2 separate regions of the Mus musculus genome follow, and region 2 is linked to region 1. The links are chromatin loops, found by intact Hi-C in ENCODE. Cell type or tissue: heart. All regions are shown on one strand. Each heading gives the region's core, and the rest is flanking DNA. Links, peaks and the distances in the headings are about the cores only.

Region 1 (8,408 bases), core at 1,839-6,838:
ATGGTGGAGTGCACCTTGTTTGTTTGTTTGTTTTTTCGAGACAGGGTTTCTCTGTGTAGCCCTGGCTGTCCTGGAGCTCACTCTGTAGACCAGGCTGGCTTTGAACTCAGAAATTCACCCGCTTCTGCCTCCCAAGTGCTGGGATTGAAGGCGTGCGCCACCACGCCGCCGGGCCTTGGAGTGCACCTTTTATCTCAGCACTCAGAAGGCACCAGTAGGTGGATCCCTGTGACTGATCTACCCCGTGAGCTCCTGGACAGCCAAGGCTACACAGTGTGATCCTATCTTTAAAAAGAAAAAAATCTGAATGTACAATATAAATCTCTTCCAATCACTTCTCTGCTTTTTTTTCTTTTTTCCTATTGTTTTAATGGTTTGAGACATTAGTTGGTAGTTTTGTTGTTGGTTGGCTGGTTGGTTACATTTATTTTGAGCTGAGGTCTTGATATAGCCTAGACCAGCCTCTAACTCAAGTGTGACCCAGACTGGTCATAGGCACATGATCTTCCTACCTAGGTCTCCCAAGTACTTGATTCCCAAGTACAGACATGGCATATTCTACCACGTCTGGGTTCTTCTCTCTTTTAGATGTTAAGTCGTAGGCAGGGAGTATAGCTGAGTGATACAGCATGTGCCTAGAACCTATGAGGTTCTAAGCTCAGTTCCCAACACATAGGAATAGAAAGAATAAAAATTAGTTATTTGTTATTTAAAAAATTACCATTATTAAATTTTTTCTTCTTGGTTTTTCGAGACAGGGTTTCTCTGTATAGCCCTGGCTGTCCTGGAACTCACTTTGAACTCATTGGCCTCGGACTCCCGAGTGCTGGGATTAAAGGCGTGTGCCACCACGCCCGGCTCATTACTAAATTTTTAAAAATTGGAGAATTTTAAAATATAATCTATGCATCTTTGTGTTTTGTTTTATTTTGGTTTTGTTTGTTTTTCAAGACAGGGTTTCTCTATGTAGCCATGGTTGTCCTGGACTCACTTTGTAAACTAAACTGGCATTGAACTCACAGAGATCTGCCTGCCTGTGCCTCCTGAGTGCTGAGATCAAAGATGTCCACCTCCATACCTGGCTATTGGTGTTCATTTGATAAAACTCTGTGAAGACTAAAGTAATACCTGTAGCTGTTTGCCCATGCCTAAAACACAAACAGCCAATGAATATCCAGTATTGCTGTGATGATGGGGGTGGGGTGGGGGTGGTGGTGATGATGACGGTAAGATACTTTGGGGGATGGAAAGATGCCTCAACAGCCAGGTAGTGGTCGTAGTGTATGCCTTTATTCCTAACATTCTTAAGGTGGATTTCTGACTTTGAGGCTAGCATGGTCTACAGAGTGAGTTCCAGAACATTCAGAGCTACACACACACACAGAAACCCTGTCTTGTAAAACAAACAAACAAACAAATGAGCCTCAACAGTTATAGCCGCTAGCTGCTGTTGCAGAGGACTCAGATTCAGTTCTTAGCACCATAAAGCAGCTCACAGCTGTCAGTAACTCCAGTTGCAAGGGGGATCTGATGCCCTCTTCTGGCTTTGCTCTGGCCATACTGCATGCACAAGTGCACTTCCATGCATACAACTGAAACACTCAAACACATAACATGTAAAAATAAAAAATAAAAATGTAAAGGTACTTAGGTGCGTTGGGTGGATATGCTCAATTTAATTGTATTAATTTTTCCCATGTGGGGCAGGGGGTGGGGACATGCCACAAAGTGCATGTTGAGGTTAGAGGACAGCTTGCAGATCCAAGTTCTCTCCAATCACATTGGTCTCAGGATTGAATTTAGGTTGTCAGGCTCAGCAGCAAGAGCCTTTACCCTCCAAGTCTTCTCGACAGCCCTGTTTTTATTCTACTTAATAAAGATGATACATTAAGTCAAATCAACCAGAAAAATCCCTCTTTTACTTTTTAAAGGAAAAAAAAAAATGTCTGATGATACCCAAAATGCTGACATTGTGTGGGAGTCACTTGACATTCCTTAAACTTTACTAAGAATACTGACAATCCTGAAGCCTTGCGGAAACAATGGCAACCATCCAGAGAGGAATTCACCCACACAGTCCCTGATGGGCCCCATGGAAATAGCATAGCTGACGTCATAACCCTGCCAATGCGTTCCACATACACAGAGACTACTCACTGTTTTAAAGGCTTTTTATTTATTTAGAGAAAGTAAGAGGGAAAGAGGGAGGGGTATGGGAGGAAGAAGGAGAAGGGAGGGAGAGGGAGGGGGAGAGAGAGGAGAGAAATAGAGTGCTAGGTGCCTGTGTGGAGGTCAGAGGACAACTCCTGCGCATAATTCTTCCCTAACAACATGTGGGATCCAGGAGTCAAACTCAGGCAGTCAGCCTGTATGCAAGAGCCTCTATCTGCTAACCAATGGCACTCATCTTACTTTTTAGCATTTTTTATTAATAAGGGTTTGGGGACAGAGGACAATTTATGGGTAAATCCTAGCAATCACCTTTACCCACTGAGCCCTCTTGCTGACCCGCAAACAGTTTTATAAAGAAAAAAGTAAGCAAATAAACTTATCCAACTCAATTTTCCAATTTATTAAAAGCTAAATTTATTCTGTTCATAGAAATTGCTGTTTAGAGTGGGGTTTTGGTATGGTTTGGTTTTTTTGAGGCGGGGTTTCTCTGTGTAGCTTTCGTTGTCCTAGAACTCACTCTAAAGACCAGGCTGGCCTCAAATAAGAGATCTGATTGCCTCTGCTTCCTGAGTGTTGAGATCAAAGGTGTGCACAACCTCCCAGCTGTGGTTTATACTGTAGAATTAAAAGTCTAGTGTATCACTGCCTTTTGTCCCCACATATTTCCACAAGCCCTGCCCCTTCTATACTCCTATTTATGGTCATCCCAAGACAATAAAGACCAGTAAAAAATGATGTAGAGTTCTATGCACTAGAGAGCTGTAGTTCTTGGGTGTGTGGCACTGCATGAGGGAACTGGCATTTCAGTTGTGTGTCATTGTATCCCTAGGTATCACCCTAACAGCCACTGCCACACTACACAGTGTGTTCTTCAGTAGTTTTGCTTACAGTCCCAGAGTTCTACAATCTGCACAATCTAACCTTAAAGCATTTTCAGCATCCCAAAACACCATAGCTTCATTTTGAGACCCAAAGTACTAGTCTCTCTCTTTTCTCCTCTCTTCTCTTTCACTCTTTCATCTCTCTTCTCTCTTCTCTCTCTCTCTCTCTCTCTCTCTCTCTCTCTCTCTCTCTCTCTCTATCTCTCTGTGTTTCTCTGCACACTTGCACATGCACCAAGTCCTTGAGACAAGACCAAGGGCCCAACAGCTACAATCCAATATATAAATGTAAGGAATTAAGAGTTAAAGAATACCAGGGAGACAAGGGGGGGAAACTAAGTGAAATGTTAGAAACAAATAAACTAGCCTGTTCACAGTTGGGTATTCTCATGCACGGTGGCTGGGAGCATCAGGAGAGGCCCCTCCCTTCTCACCTGAGACTTATACTGCTGGCAACCGAAAACTTGTCCCCACTTCAGCCCTTCCTAATGTCCTAACCTATGCCCACATGCCTTAGGTAAGTTTATTTGGGCTACCAGTACAACCTTCAAGTGTCCCCCAATTTCTCCAGAACTGAGGGGATCTTTACCCCTTAATGTCCAGCTCACATAATCTGAGCCCTCATCCTGTGTGACTTCAAGGGGGTTGTGTACTCCTCAAGTATTTCTAAGAGTCCTGGGAAACGCTCCTCACAAAACGTTTGCAAATATATCCTGGTCTTTGTTGTAAACTTATTCGAGGCTATTATTCTGTTTTCCCAAAGTTGTTTTCCTTCCGAATGAAAATTATTTCATCTTCCCAGAGGCAACCTCTTAACACAGTTTTGTAAGTGTAAAATTTTTACAATAGGCATTTCCCCAAATCACAAAAGTACACCAAACATCACGTGTTTCTAAACTTTACATCTGAACTCAAGATAAAAGAGACTGTAGGACAGGGAAAATGATTCTTTAAAACACAGCATTACTACTATTCTACTGTCCTAGACTCTTTTGGACAAAAATATTTTAGGAAAGAATTCCCTGTCAGCCACCGTACTCGTTAAACACAGTCAGCCATAGTGCTGTAGAATAGCAGAATAGCTCCCAAATCAAAAGGCTTCCAACATTGCACTAAGGAAAGATTTTCCTTTGTGTATGTGCACACGCGTGTGCATCTAACTGATTGCATACACAAGTGCAGTTGTGGAAGTCAAAGGACAACCTCAGATGTCATTCCCAGACACTGCTCACCGTTTAAAGGAAGAAGGGAGGGAAGGAAAAAAGGAAAAGGGGGAGGTGAGGAGAAAGAAGAGAAGAAATGGAAGGAGGGAGGGAGGAAAGGAGAGGTTCCGGTGTATTTTACCACTTATTGGGGGTGAGTATCTGTTTCATCAGTTTGTTACAATCCCATTACTAAATAACAAACTACATCAATCAAAACCAGAAGAAAAGTTGAACTAAGACCGGAACAGAAATAACTTCGTGAAAAACCAGGATGTGGCACCAATCCGACCTCTGCTGCTCCACCCTAGAAAGGCTAAGGCTGTGGCGAAGCCTGAGGGTAACCAAGAGTCCACCTCTGCGCAGGCGCCGACCGAGATGCCACCACGCCTTTAAAGTGCACCCGGAAGTGACGCGATTCGCGCTGAGCCAGGGCCGGGTAAGGTCTGAGCGAAGCGCCTAGGCTAGCGGGCCCGGCGCGCCTCCTCGGCCACTATGAGCTGCACGATCGAGAAGATCTTGACGGACGCCAAGACGCTGCTGGAGCGGCTGCGCGAGCACGATGCGGCGGCCGAGTCGCTGGTGGACCAGTCGGCTGCGCTGCACCGGCGGGTGGCGGCGATGCGGGAGGCGGGCGCCGTGTTACCCGAGCAGGTCGGCCGGGGGCCGAGCCGCGCCCAGGGGTGGACGCTGCGGGCGGGTGGGTGGGGTCGCGCGGCCTGATTTATCTTGGTCTGGAGGGCAGGGCGGATGTGTGAGCTTCCTGTGTCGTGGGTGGGACTGCTGCCTCCTCCGCAGCACCTGCCCATGTTTACAGTGCCTTAGTCTGTCTTTCTGTCCAGTATCAAGAGGATGCATCCGACGTGAAGGACATGTCTAAATATAAACCTCACATTCTGCTGTCTCAAGAGAATACCCAGATTAGAGACTTACAGCAGGAAAACAGAGGTTAGTCAGGCGTGTGTGTGTGTGTGTGTGTGTGTGTGTCTAGGATTTTTTTTTTCTGGTAATACTACTTTGGACATTCTTACACAAGTGCCTGAACAGTTCACAAGCGTGCACATCGCATACATATATTTAGATCAGTGCTTCAAGGGTCAACTGGTAACAGTAAAATCTGTTAGATTGCTCTTTTAAAAGTCTTCCTGGTTGATGACCTTGAAAGATGTATTCAGTAGTTTAGCAGAGTTGAATTGTTAGATGGCTGGGGAGTGACCACATACCAAATGGAGGCTTCTATAACTAAAGTTCATAGTCTCCAAATGTAACATTTCGATATTAGAGTGAACACTAAAGTTAAGATCGACGTTTCTTTAATGTTCCTGTGCAAGATGGAAGGCTAGAACTTCGTCCCCCAAATACATAGTCTTAGGGTTGTTGATGACAGCAGGATGGTAGTTGTCTGATGGAGCCCTTTTACATCTGCCATTCCACTCTATGCCCCTGACCAAGTATTTACACAATGCAGCTAAGAAACAGGTTCACAGACACCAGTTGGAACCAGCCAGAAGGCCTGAACTGCCAAGCTGGAGGATCTGAGGCCATTCCAAGGGCCTACGTGGTTTAAGGAGAGAACTGACTCCTGGGGGTTCTTCTCTGACCCGACATGTGCCGTGGTTCACACAAATCAACAAAATGTAGTTTTTTTTTTTTAATTTTAATGAGCTCATTTTTGCTTCTGAGAAGTCAATTAGAAAACTGAATTCAAATCCGTGCCTCGTGATTACACGTCCCATTTTATTTGCACAAGACTCTACTGCCTAGAGAGTTGGTTTTCAGGTACACTGTTCACGTCTGTGGGCTTGAATACTGATTTCCAACTTTGGATTCCCAGTGTCCCGTGGAGTGTCTGAGAGCTCCAGCTGTTAGGAGGTTTGCCTTGAGACCAGTCTTAGACGTCATTGTCCAGATGTTTGCTTTTGTTGTTAGAACTGTGGGTTTCCTTGGAGGAGCACCAGGATGCGTTGGAACTGATCATGAGCAAGTACCGGAAACAGATGTTACAGTTAATGGTCGCTAAGAAAGCCGTGGATGCCGAACCAGTTCTGAAAGCTCACCAGTCTCACTCTGCAGTAAGAAACACTGATAAATAAATTGTAAATAAACTGAACTGAAATCGTGGGGTCGTTCCTTTGTTTGCAGAAAACAGTGTTCCTCTTTCTGCATATTTTCATAATCACTCTGAATTTGGCTGTGGCTTTGTGAAGACATGAATAAAGGAAGGGGATAAGGGCCTCTTCCATCCTTTAGTGGTCAAGTTACCTCCCTCACCAGGGATTTCTTTTCAGCTTGACACAGAAAGATTGAGAGTAGGCCATCCTGGGCTACATAGCAAGTGTGATACCAGCTAGTGTTGAAGGCATTCAGTGACTGCTTAGCTGATTGTTGTACATTCTATCGAGCCATAAGTTTTATAGTTCCAAGGGCATGAGTCGGATTTTATCCCTCGCTTCCACATAGCAAGCAGTCACTAACTTCATCAAATGACTCAGACTGTGTTATGGGGGGAGGGCTGGTCTTGTTCCTTTGTTTTATAGCAGTTCCTCCTCTTTGATCCTTCACTGTTTAACTTGGAGGAGCCAGCAATTACCTTGCAGTTTGTAGGGTGTTTCCTTGCCCTATTTTAGCTTTTACTGTAGTAATTAATTGGAAGCAACTATTTACTACAGTGAAAGATGCACCACGTTTCATCTTCTATCGTTAGGAGTTTTAGGCAATGGAATGTTTAAAATATTTGAATGTTTTAAATATCTAAATATTTGAGTTGTCTGTTATATTACTTTTGGTTGGTTGGGTGGGTGTTTTGTTTGTTTAGGGTTTTGTTTTGTTTTTTGCAGCTAGGTCTCATTTAGCCCAGGCTGGCCTCTTAACTCCTAACCCTCCTCCCTAGGCCTCCCAAGGGCTAGGATTACACGTGTATGCCACCACACCTGGTCCCTGGATATCAAACATTCTTTTGAAAATTGGAAATTATTTGAAATGCCACAGATTGATAGATTGATATTATTATAGCTCGAAATATAGTATGATTGCAATGTAACTTCTGTAGTGTGTACAAAGGGAGCCACTTCCCACTTACTCTTACTTCTCAAGGTTTTAATAGACATAAAATTCTCCTGTACATGCGTTCCATGGTCTTCATCACTAGGAACCTTTTCTTCATCTTATTTTCACAGGAGATTGAAAGTCAGATCGATAGAATCTGTGAAATGGGAGCAGTGATGCGGAGAGCTGTTCAGGTGGACGATAACCAATTCTGTAAGGTTCAGGAGAGACTAGCTCAGCTGGAGGTAAGGCTCTCACTGCCAGAAGGTCACCTCTTTTTCTTTTATTTATTTTGTTAAGTTCACTGGTTGTGAGTTTTAGAGGCTCTTGGGATGTATCACCACTGTCCTCACTGCAGTATAATAATGTTCCCCCTTTTTACAAAAATGTCTCAAAGAAGAAGAGAGGAAGGAAGGAAGGGGTTCATCTCAGAATGGGGCCTGGACTGGCTAAGAGCTCAAAACTGCCCTGCCTCAGCCTCGGCCTCCTGGGTTGCCTTGGTTGGCAGTGTTAATGTTCTTTGTGTCCTAGTGACTTAAAATTTCAATTTCTCCTTTATTTATTTCCTTTTCAGGAAAATAAATGAATGTAGTCAGCAGCAATCAGGGGAAATGTCAACTGTGGGGCTGGGGACAGAGCTCGGTTGCTATATCTATTAAGTATATGAATATACTTGAAAAGCAGAGGGGAGGAGGAACAGGTCATGTGTGAGCTGACTTCTCGCAGTAATAGAAAGTCAAATACATAAAATCTAAACTTGATCAAGAAATAGCAGTACAGAAGCTGGGCAGTGATGGCTCACGCCTTTTATCCCAGCACTCTGGAGGCAGAGATAGACAGATCTCTTAAGGCCAGCCTGGTCTACAGAAAAAGTTCCAGGAAAAGAAAAGAAGAAAAAAGGAAAGGAAAGGAAAGCAAAAGGAAAAGAAAAGAAAAGAAAAAAGATCAATCGGTACAGGCAACCCTTTAGAATTATAGAAGTAAATGCCAAGAGAAATATAAAAAGTGGGGTTGGAAAGATGCTCAGTGGGTAAGAGCACTGGCCAGAGGACCCAGATTCGATACCCAGCATCCACATGGTAACTCACAACTGCCTGCGACTGCTGGC
Region 2 (8,408 bases), core at 1,580-6,579, 260 kb before region 1:
CATTTAATATTTGATGTCACCAAAAGTGACATTAAAAAATGTCCAAACTTAGAAGAAATGATTTTTCATATCCATTTGAATGTGTGAGGATAAATGCCGTACAATGTCAATTATGTGAGAGCAAGGTTGCCCTCCAATGTGGGGCCAGACTGCCTATAAGGAAGCACAGCACCTTCCTTCCATGCCTGGCATTACCCTCCTAACCTCAGCAGGGTTTGGCTAGTTCCCAAACGCTGTCAAATGGTAGACCTAAAATCTACATATTTTCAAAGACTTATTTTAACGGGGGAAAAAAAACATAAGCAAATATTTGGACTTTAATGTCACCTATGCTAAAAAGATTGGGGTAAAACACTTGTAAAGCAAAATGAATAAGAGGTTTACAAGCAGGACAGCTAGCCAGACAGTGGTGGCACACACATTTAACCCCAGAACTAGGGAGGCAGAGACAAGCAGATCTCTGTGAGTTGAAGGCCAGTGTGGTCTACAGAGTTCCTAGACAACCAGGGCTACACAGAGAAACCCTGTCTTGAAACAAACAAAAACTAGAAACACAGTCGAACAGCTGTACATATAAGTAAGGAGACGAAAACAGGATGTTTATTGGGAAATCTACATGATGGTGATATGGTGTTTGCTGCCTGATATTTTGAGCTTGTTTTATATCTAGAAATACTAATAATAAAATGTTGCAGGGGACGAAGAAGAGAAAATATTTTCCATAATCATTTTTTTGTACATGTAGTGCTGTAGCACAGTAGCGCTGGCAATCAGTTTAAAGGTTAATGTCCTTGTTGTGACATTTAATGTATCCATTACTTGAATATAATAATGTATCTTAAAATTAGGTAGGATGCTCTTAGCCATGATGACATAGGATACACACACATACTAAAATCTGAAGTCGATCTGGAGAAGTGGCGGGTGGTTAAGAAACATGCTTCCTGCACTTCCACTGGACCTGGATTCTGTTCCTACCATCTTATCAGGTGACTTCCAAGCACCTATAACTCCAGCTTTTGAGGATCTGACAGTCTCTTCCAGCCTCTGTGGCTACCTGCACACACACACACACACACACACACACACACACACACACACACACGCACTCACACTCACACGAGGGTGGGGGGGGTGGTCTAAAAACTAGAGTCAACAGTAGCTTCGGAATTGGAGTAATGTCATCTATAGCCTAGAGTTTTTTCAACATCCTGCTTTGTTGTCCTCAGTGTTGGGTCTGTCCTAGCCTGGTATCAAGGATACAACTTCAAGCAAAAGTCTATGCCCAACAACAATGAGAAGAGAGAGCAACAGGTTCCCAGGAGCCACCGCTCCCATCCCATTAGCTTCAACACCTGTCTGCTTATTTTCTGAACTACAAGGGTAAAGGATTGCCTTAAGTTGGGGAGTAGTGGCTCACCCTTATCTTAAGCCAGCCCTGCAAAGCAGCCTAAGACCTAACTTTGTGAAGGGGAACTTTTATGATTAATTTCAATCAAAAATTTGATGAGCTCTAGAATCAGCTGGGAGACACAAGTGAGGTAGCTTGGTTAGGTTAATTGGGGTGAGACCTGCCCACTGCAGGTGGCACCATTCCCTAGGTTGAAATCCTGCTCCAAAACCAAGCATTTATAACTCTCTGATTCTTGACATTGAATACAATGTGGCCAGCTCAAGTTCCTGCTGCGGTAACGGTAACTTCCATCGCTTGAACTGTGAGCTGGTTCCTCCTTTGCTGCTTTATCACAGCAACAGGAAAAGTTACTAAGCTAAGGGTTCAGTACATACTGCAGATCTAAAAGTGTCACGTTAGGCATGCAATGAAACATTTCTAGTAAATGCACAAGGGTTACAGGATGAGAGAACAATGGATTTATTATATATCATAATAGGAATTCTGTTTCCAGAGACTACAGAATATATAATCTGTAAATATTACAGACATAAAATTCAACAATGTAACACAACAGTATAATATTACTGTTCCCTCAGTTGATTTACTGAATGCCTACTGGATAGTAGAGACCACTTATTAATTTAGTTCCTCTTTCAAAGCAAAACCAAGGTGAGAGAGAGCTATAAGTGTAACTGAAACCAGGGCTTCGCCTCCGCATACTTAATGACTTCATCTTTGTCTCCAGTTCACTGTTACTACCAGAAGCAGCACTTTCATTTGCCTTCTCAGTTTCATAAATAAAATTCACTAGCTTTTCAAAGATGGAAATATGCCTGACTGTAACACGGAAGAAATTGAATGAATGGTTGGTGAGGTCCTGGCTACCTTATATCATAATCTCATGTGCCTCACTGATCTCACTGTACATATATTAACTCCTTAATCTTCACAACTCTTTTGAAGCAGGTTGTACAATCTCCATACTGAGATGGGAAAGAGAGGCCCCAAGATAATGGGGTAATGTGTCACATTAGTCAAGTGCCTGCCCTCTGTGATTTGTTCTGGTGAGCTCCTGACTCCCCTCACCTTGGCCATCTCTCTGACTCCTGCTCCCAGGCTAGGTTGTACTTCCTCTGCTTCCTCCCCTGACCCCCTGCTCTCTCTACTGGCACCTTTTTGTTTGTTTGGTTTTGGTTTTTTGAGACAGGGTTTCTCTGTATAGCCCTGGCTATCCTGGAACTCACTCTGTAGACCAGGCTGGCCTCAAACTCAGAAATCTGCCTGCCTCTGCCTCCCAAGAGCTGGGATTAAAGGCGTGAACAACCACTGCCCAGCTACTGACACCTATTTTACAAATTAGGATCAGGTCCAGTCTTCTTGAAAAGCCTTCCTTAGTCAAGGCAGAAGCAGTCTCTTGCCCAGCTCCTAGCCCACCCACCTCACCTTGTTCCAAAAATTTGCTTACAGATCTGTGCCCTCCAGTAAAGATGTGATAGCAAGCCTGGCATTCTTCTGGTGTCCCCAGGGCTTGCTACTATGCCTGGCCTATAATTGGCACTTAGAGTGTTGCTAAATTAATGCACAAGCTCCCTGATTTTACACTTTCCTGTCTCCCCCGTGCCGTCTGACACCACATATTGTAGACACTTAGTCAACTGAAGTGAATGCCCGATTCTTCACCAGTCGCCTAGCTTAATAAAAACAAAGCAAAACAGAACTCGCTCCCTTTCCCTGATCTACACATCTCAGTCTAGACCCTAAGAATCTGGACTTCTTTCAAGGCCCCCGATCTATCAAACCTAGCAGGATGTGAGTGAGAGGTCTGACTCCCTTTCCCTGATCTGGTGGGCTGGACTGGGCAGGGTGGGAAGCAGTGTCAGGGCCCAGGGCCTCCGCCTGGCGCGCCTACTCCCAGTTCTTGCCTATTAAGGTAACAGTCCTCTAGGAACGCAGCGGCAGGAGGGAGGGTCCCCAGCAGCGGCCTCCGCCCGCGGCCTGGGCGCTTGCAGGACTCTGCTTAACTGCAGCCCTGGACACTCTGCCTGGCGCCTCACCACAGAGTCTCTACCGGCTTCACCGATCCTATTAGCTTTACCATCTGAAGTCACCTCCCTAGGTTTCCATAGACACGCAGGATAACTTCAACCATCATCGAGGGCCTCAAGGGAGTCTGGGCACCCGGCACTGATTAAATGGACCCCGCGTTCCGGGTGGGCGCACATATGCTCGGATAGCTACAGGAGCCCAAGCCCACCAGCGTGGACGAAGGTGGTGCTACCTCCAAGGGCCGGAGCGGGTGCGTGGGACCGGGATCTCCACCCCAGGGCGCCCCAGCCACAGCCAGCTGGCCGCTCGCGACCAAATCCCCGCCCGCAGACCACGCCCACAGGTCACGCCCCTCCCAACCCGCCCCGCCCCTCCACCGGCGCCCGCCGCTCCCGGGGCTCGGCGCGGGCCTGGGGAATCGGGAGCCCGCCGCCGGGGTCGCAGCATGGGGCGTTTTCGCGGGGGCCTGCGGTGCATCAAGTATCTGCTGCTCGGCTTCAACCTGCTGTTCTGGGTGAGACCCGAACCGGCGGGCCGGTTAGGGGGCCAGGGTCCCCGGGGAGGTGACCGCAATAGAGTTGGGCCATAGGAGAGGGCAGGATGTTCAGAGGCGCTAAGCAGACAAAGAGGGAGGGGACATATGGAGGGGGATAGGACATAGAGAAGCTTGAGCTACCAGAGGTGATGAGAAGAGGAGACACGGTGCGATGCTCCCCCGAAAGAAGCCATCATCTTCGGCGGCATCGCCCGGCGGGTGGCGCCAGGTGCGGGGATCTAGCGGGCCCCAATATTCCGAGGGCTGGGGGCCTGGCGGCCCGTGCTCCCTGCATCCTGCTGTGTACACACACCCACTTCTCGCGCTGCCTTCTCTGGGGAACCCGGCGGCCGGGCCAAGGCTCTGGGAGGGAAATCCCTACCGTAGGGCTGCCTGGGGTGGCGCCCCAACCAAGAGTGTGCGGACACGCCGCCTGGCTCTGGTGGTTTGTTGGGAAAATAACGGACAGTAGAGAAAATTGAAAGAGTGGGGAAGATCGTCCTTTTCTTGGGCATTGGCGGGGGGGGGGGTCTTCTGGGTGGGCAGTGGTGGGTGCTCTTTTACGAGGGGTTGGAAAATGGAGGGATTTTGGAAGAGCAGCAACATCCCCCTAGGGTCCCTGCGTACAACCAGTACTCTTGAAATGATCTCATTCAACTTTGCAGGGTGGTGTAGACCTGGCAGCATTCCCTGGGTAGAGATGCATAGAGACAGCCAGAGAGAGTGCCATGGCCCCAGTCTACTGTGTTAGCAGGGCATAGTTAGAGGTGTACCATCCCTGGAATACTCTCTCCCGAGCCCTGGAAAACGGTCAGAGGCCCATTCTGCACAGTCCCTATTGGCCTTCCAGTAACAGAATGCCAGCCAGTGTAGCTGCTCAGATAGACCCTGAGGGAAGACACGAGTCTCGCTTCAGGGGATGTGGGTAACTGCAGGAGCAGAGATGCTTTGGGATGCTTTGAAACCACTGGACTGGCCGCGATGGTTGTCCCATCTGCTCTGAGGAGGCTGGATGGACGATAAGTAATAAATTATTGAACGATGGGCCTCACTTGTGACTACCAACCCATCAGCCCTGAAGCCTGGGTGACTCCAGCAACTCTAAGCTCTTCAGAGACTGCGTGGCCATGACCAACACTGGCTAGCAATGGACAGTCTGGAGGCAGTACCTGGGGACATCCCCTGTATTTTAAAAATACATATAGACTTTGTACAACTTGGCTTTTACACCCATCACACTCCAGGAAGAAGACTTTCTGAGCGCCCTTGTGCTGTATTGTTTGTTTGTTTGTTTGTTTGTTTGTTTGTTTATAAGTCTGGCTTAATTTCGAAGGCTGTTAATTATAGGTGCCATGTTGCAGTGACACCCGTTACTCTCACTGCTTACAACATACTTTGTGTGAGCCAGGGAGGGAAGTCTCTCAGGCTGGGTTTAGTGCTTATTTTGTGCCAGCTTCTCCAGACTTATCAAACCTTTGCAGTGGGTTAGGGACAGTGCGCATGTGCAAGCAGGGCATCCCCATCTTCATAGACGAAGACGTGGGGGATCAGATAGGTCCCACAGCTGTTGAGTGGCAGAGACAGGACTCAAAGGCTGCCTCCTCCATCTTCATCCTGTGGGAGGTTCAGTCACCCAGCTGTCCTCAGAATGTGGCTCCTGGGTCAACAGCATCAGGGCTCCCTGGGGAATTTTCAGAAACATATATTTTCACTCAGCCCGGCTCGCTGAATCAGACAGTGTTGGGGAGGAGCCCAGCAAGCTATTCTAGAAGGCATCCAGGTAATCTGAACCCACGGGCATGTTTCAGAATCACCATCAAACAACTACTAGATAGATGCTGTTCCCAAAGCTGCTACTACAGCTAAGAGAACAGCCCACAGAGAACAACAAAAACAAAGTAAGGCAGGGTGACCAAGTGACAAGCTTCACACCCGGGTCACAAGCGCAGGGATGAAGTAGCACTCCAGTGAAGTCTGAGTGCCTGTCACTGAGATTGGAGATGGCCTTTTCTATATGTGATCTAAGTACAGAGTTCAGAAAAGCAATCCCAGTACCAGCGAGGACCCTAAACAACTTCATCTGAGAGATATCGGAGCTCAACCTGGGAGAACGGAGGTGGGCAGAGGGAAGCCACCAGATGAGGAGCAGAGCAAAGGATTGTGAGCCATCCGAGAGGCAAAGCCAGGGGGGGTCTGAGGGCAGAGATCCAAAGCATGGTGTGCTTAGATGAGGGGGCTTGCCAGAGTCAGTGTGCTCTCCCTCCATGCCAGAGTCAGTGTGCTCTCCCTCCATGCCAGAGCCAGCGTGCTTTCCCTCCAGGATTGCCTTCCCATCTGTTCAATTAGATGGACAGAGTTGTGCTGAGGACGTGTGTGATGTATCCTAAGCCAGCCTTATATAGTAGGGGCTTGAAGTTATTTGTTATTCTTGTTATTAACTGTCTGGCATACAGGAAGTGTTCAGTAACTAGTATCTGTCTTTCTCCTGGTGTCCTGACTGTTGGCAAACAGTATCTGTGTATGCCAAGTGACTTGCATGTGACTTCTTTGGTGGACAGCTATACACTATCCTCTCAACTCAGACTTGGCTTTTTTCCCCCACTAACATTGCCCACTCCCTGAGAGCAGGGATTTTTTTTTCTGTTATTTTTACATTCATTTCCCTGGCCCCTAGAATGGTGCCCAACACAGGTACTGAGTAACTAACTCTCTATAGTGGATTAATGAATCCTCAGGTTAGATACCTGGATTTAAACAGCTTTCTTGACTTTCAGACATCAGCTGTCAACTTTATCAGGAGAGCTGACATGCCTGTGCCTGTTCATTGTGGAGATGTTGAACTTTGCTCTCATAGACTGAGTCCAGGAGAGCTAGGAGGACCCAGCGGCTCCCTGAGAGAAGGTGGGCCGTGGATGGGCAGCAGGTATACTCCGCTTTCCTGATAAAGTGAAGGGACAAACTGAACCTGAGAGCTACCAGCTTGGGGAAGTGGATCGTATGGGAGAATTATTCATATAGAATCCAGTTCCACAGAGGCTCTGCCCTGGTTTCTAACAGGTTTTGTTTTATTTTGCTTGCTTTTTTTCTGATTGGGGAGCTTTCCCAGGAAGGAAGCCCTCAGCTGGGACTTGAGTATCTTCACAAACCCATAGATGTCTTCCCTTTTGAGGTCTAGGGTCCCCGCCCCCCCCAGTGACAGTCCTTCCTGTCCTGCCAGAAGTTGGCCAGGAGGCAGGCACGGAGGCTGTAGAGTGTGTTTTGTGGTCTGAGAGTCAGATTTGGAACCTCATCCTGGCAGTTGGCTTGCCAGTCCTCTCAGCTGCGCCTCTGGTTTTCCAAACCGTCAATCAGACCTTTGAGAACCAGCACAGGAAGCCAAGCTGGACTCACCTCGGGTTATGAATGCTTTAAAACCTAAAGTAAAGCCCAGTCCTTAGCCTTACTGTATTAATGGAGGGCGTCTGCCCTGTGTCTGCCAGGTCTGACTTCAGGATCTACCATCACAATACTCGGTATAGTCCCGACTGCGTTGAAATCACCTGTTTTTCCTTCCCCTCTGTTGCATAGCAATATAAACAAAACACTACAACCCACCCAGACACATATGTTGGTTGGAAGAAAAGCTTAGGCACTGTTTATTCCTTGATTTGTTGTTGTCTGCTCAGCGTTTTCCTATCATTGTGCTCTCTGGGCTGCTCAGGGTTGCCTCCAACAGGAAGCAAGGCTGTTCCTGCTTGAAAGTTACATGCCATATATGGCATGTGGGAAGGTGCTGTCCTTTCTTCCTCACCATGATTAATGCAATGTTGGGTTTTCACTTGGTGGTGCCTACTAGGTGATTCTGAAAAGACTTGCCTCTTTGGCTGGAGAGCGAATGCTATTTGGCTCACAGCTTATGGTTCCTGCTCTGCCCCACACATTTCAAACATTTCAAAAGTGGCAGAGCAGCCACTTGTTAGAAAAGATGGTGCAGGAGGAGGGGGAAGAGCCTCTGGCGTCTCTAGGACAGCCTGCTTGTCCATTCATAACCTGCTCTGCTGATTTCTATTGAAGTGGGAAGACAGATGCTTTGGCAGCCTCTCCTACTGTGCACCAGAAGGACCTAGAGACGGTGGGCAGAGCAGAGTGCACAGCATGGCCAGTCTGGAGAGGCCAGAGCTGTAGTCTTAGTGTTGTGGTTGACCCCAGGCTCGTGTATGCAGTACGGCCATTCAAACCTAGAAAACTAAAGAGTGAACGTTGGATTGTGGTACCAACCTGCCGGAGTTTATTCCCAGTTCTGTAGGTCTCACAACCCTGGGGACTGGGTTCAGCTGTTTGGCCTCTTTGAGCCTGCATCTTCTCTTTTGTAAAATGAGCATAGTAAAGTAGTATGCAAGTCACCTTGTGAGCTTTATGTACATAAAGCCCGCCAATACATGTACAGTCAGA

What was found. A loop is a pair of places that touch in the nucleus more often than their neighbours do. Peaks named below come from ENCODE experiments on the same cell type or tissue, not always from the same donor. Only the 100,000 strongest peaks of a DNase experiment are listed, where the experiment ranks them.
Region 2: a loop joins it to region 1, with 2.2 times the contacts of the local background. A loop is called at or near these places in 10 of 42 quality-filtered maps.

What each region holds. Positions count from the first base shown.
Region 1 is chr3:102,991,059-102,999,466 of GRCm38, forward strand. It overlaps Sike1 (suppressor of IKBKE 1), which reads left to right and starts at 4,682. Exons shown (of 5, transcript NM_025679.3): 1 at 4,682-4,909; 2 at 5,098-5,203; 3 at 6,185-6,327; 4 at 7,432-7,545. The coding sequence starts at 4,751. In heart, for the core only: no CTCF peak of the experiment used is centred there; DNase peaks (open chromatin) are centred at 4,663 and 6,193; H3K4me3 peaks cover 1,749 bases; H3K27ac peaks cover 1,677 bases.
Region 2 is chr3:102,731,110-102,739,517 of GRCm38, forward strand. Tspan2 (tetraspanin 2) reads left to right here and starts at 3,661. Exons shown (of 8, transcript NM_027533.3): 1 at 3,661-3,956. The coding sequence starts at 3,888. It overlaps Tspan2os (tetraspanin 2, opposite strand), which reads right to left and starts at 4,308. Exons shown (of 4, transcript NR_040588.1): 1 at 4,119-4,308. In heart, for the core only: a CTCF peak has its summit at 4,373; DNase peaks (open chromatin) are centred at 3,852 and 4,802; H3K4me3 peaks cover 2,540 bases; H3K27ac peaks cover 3,549 bases.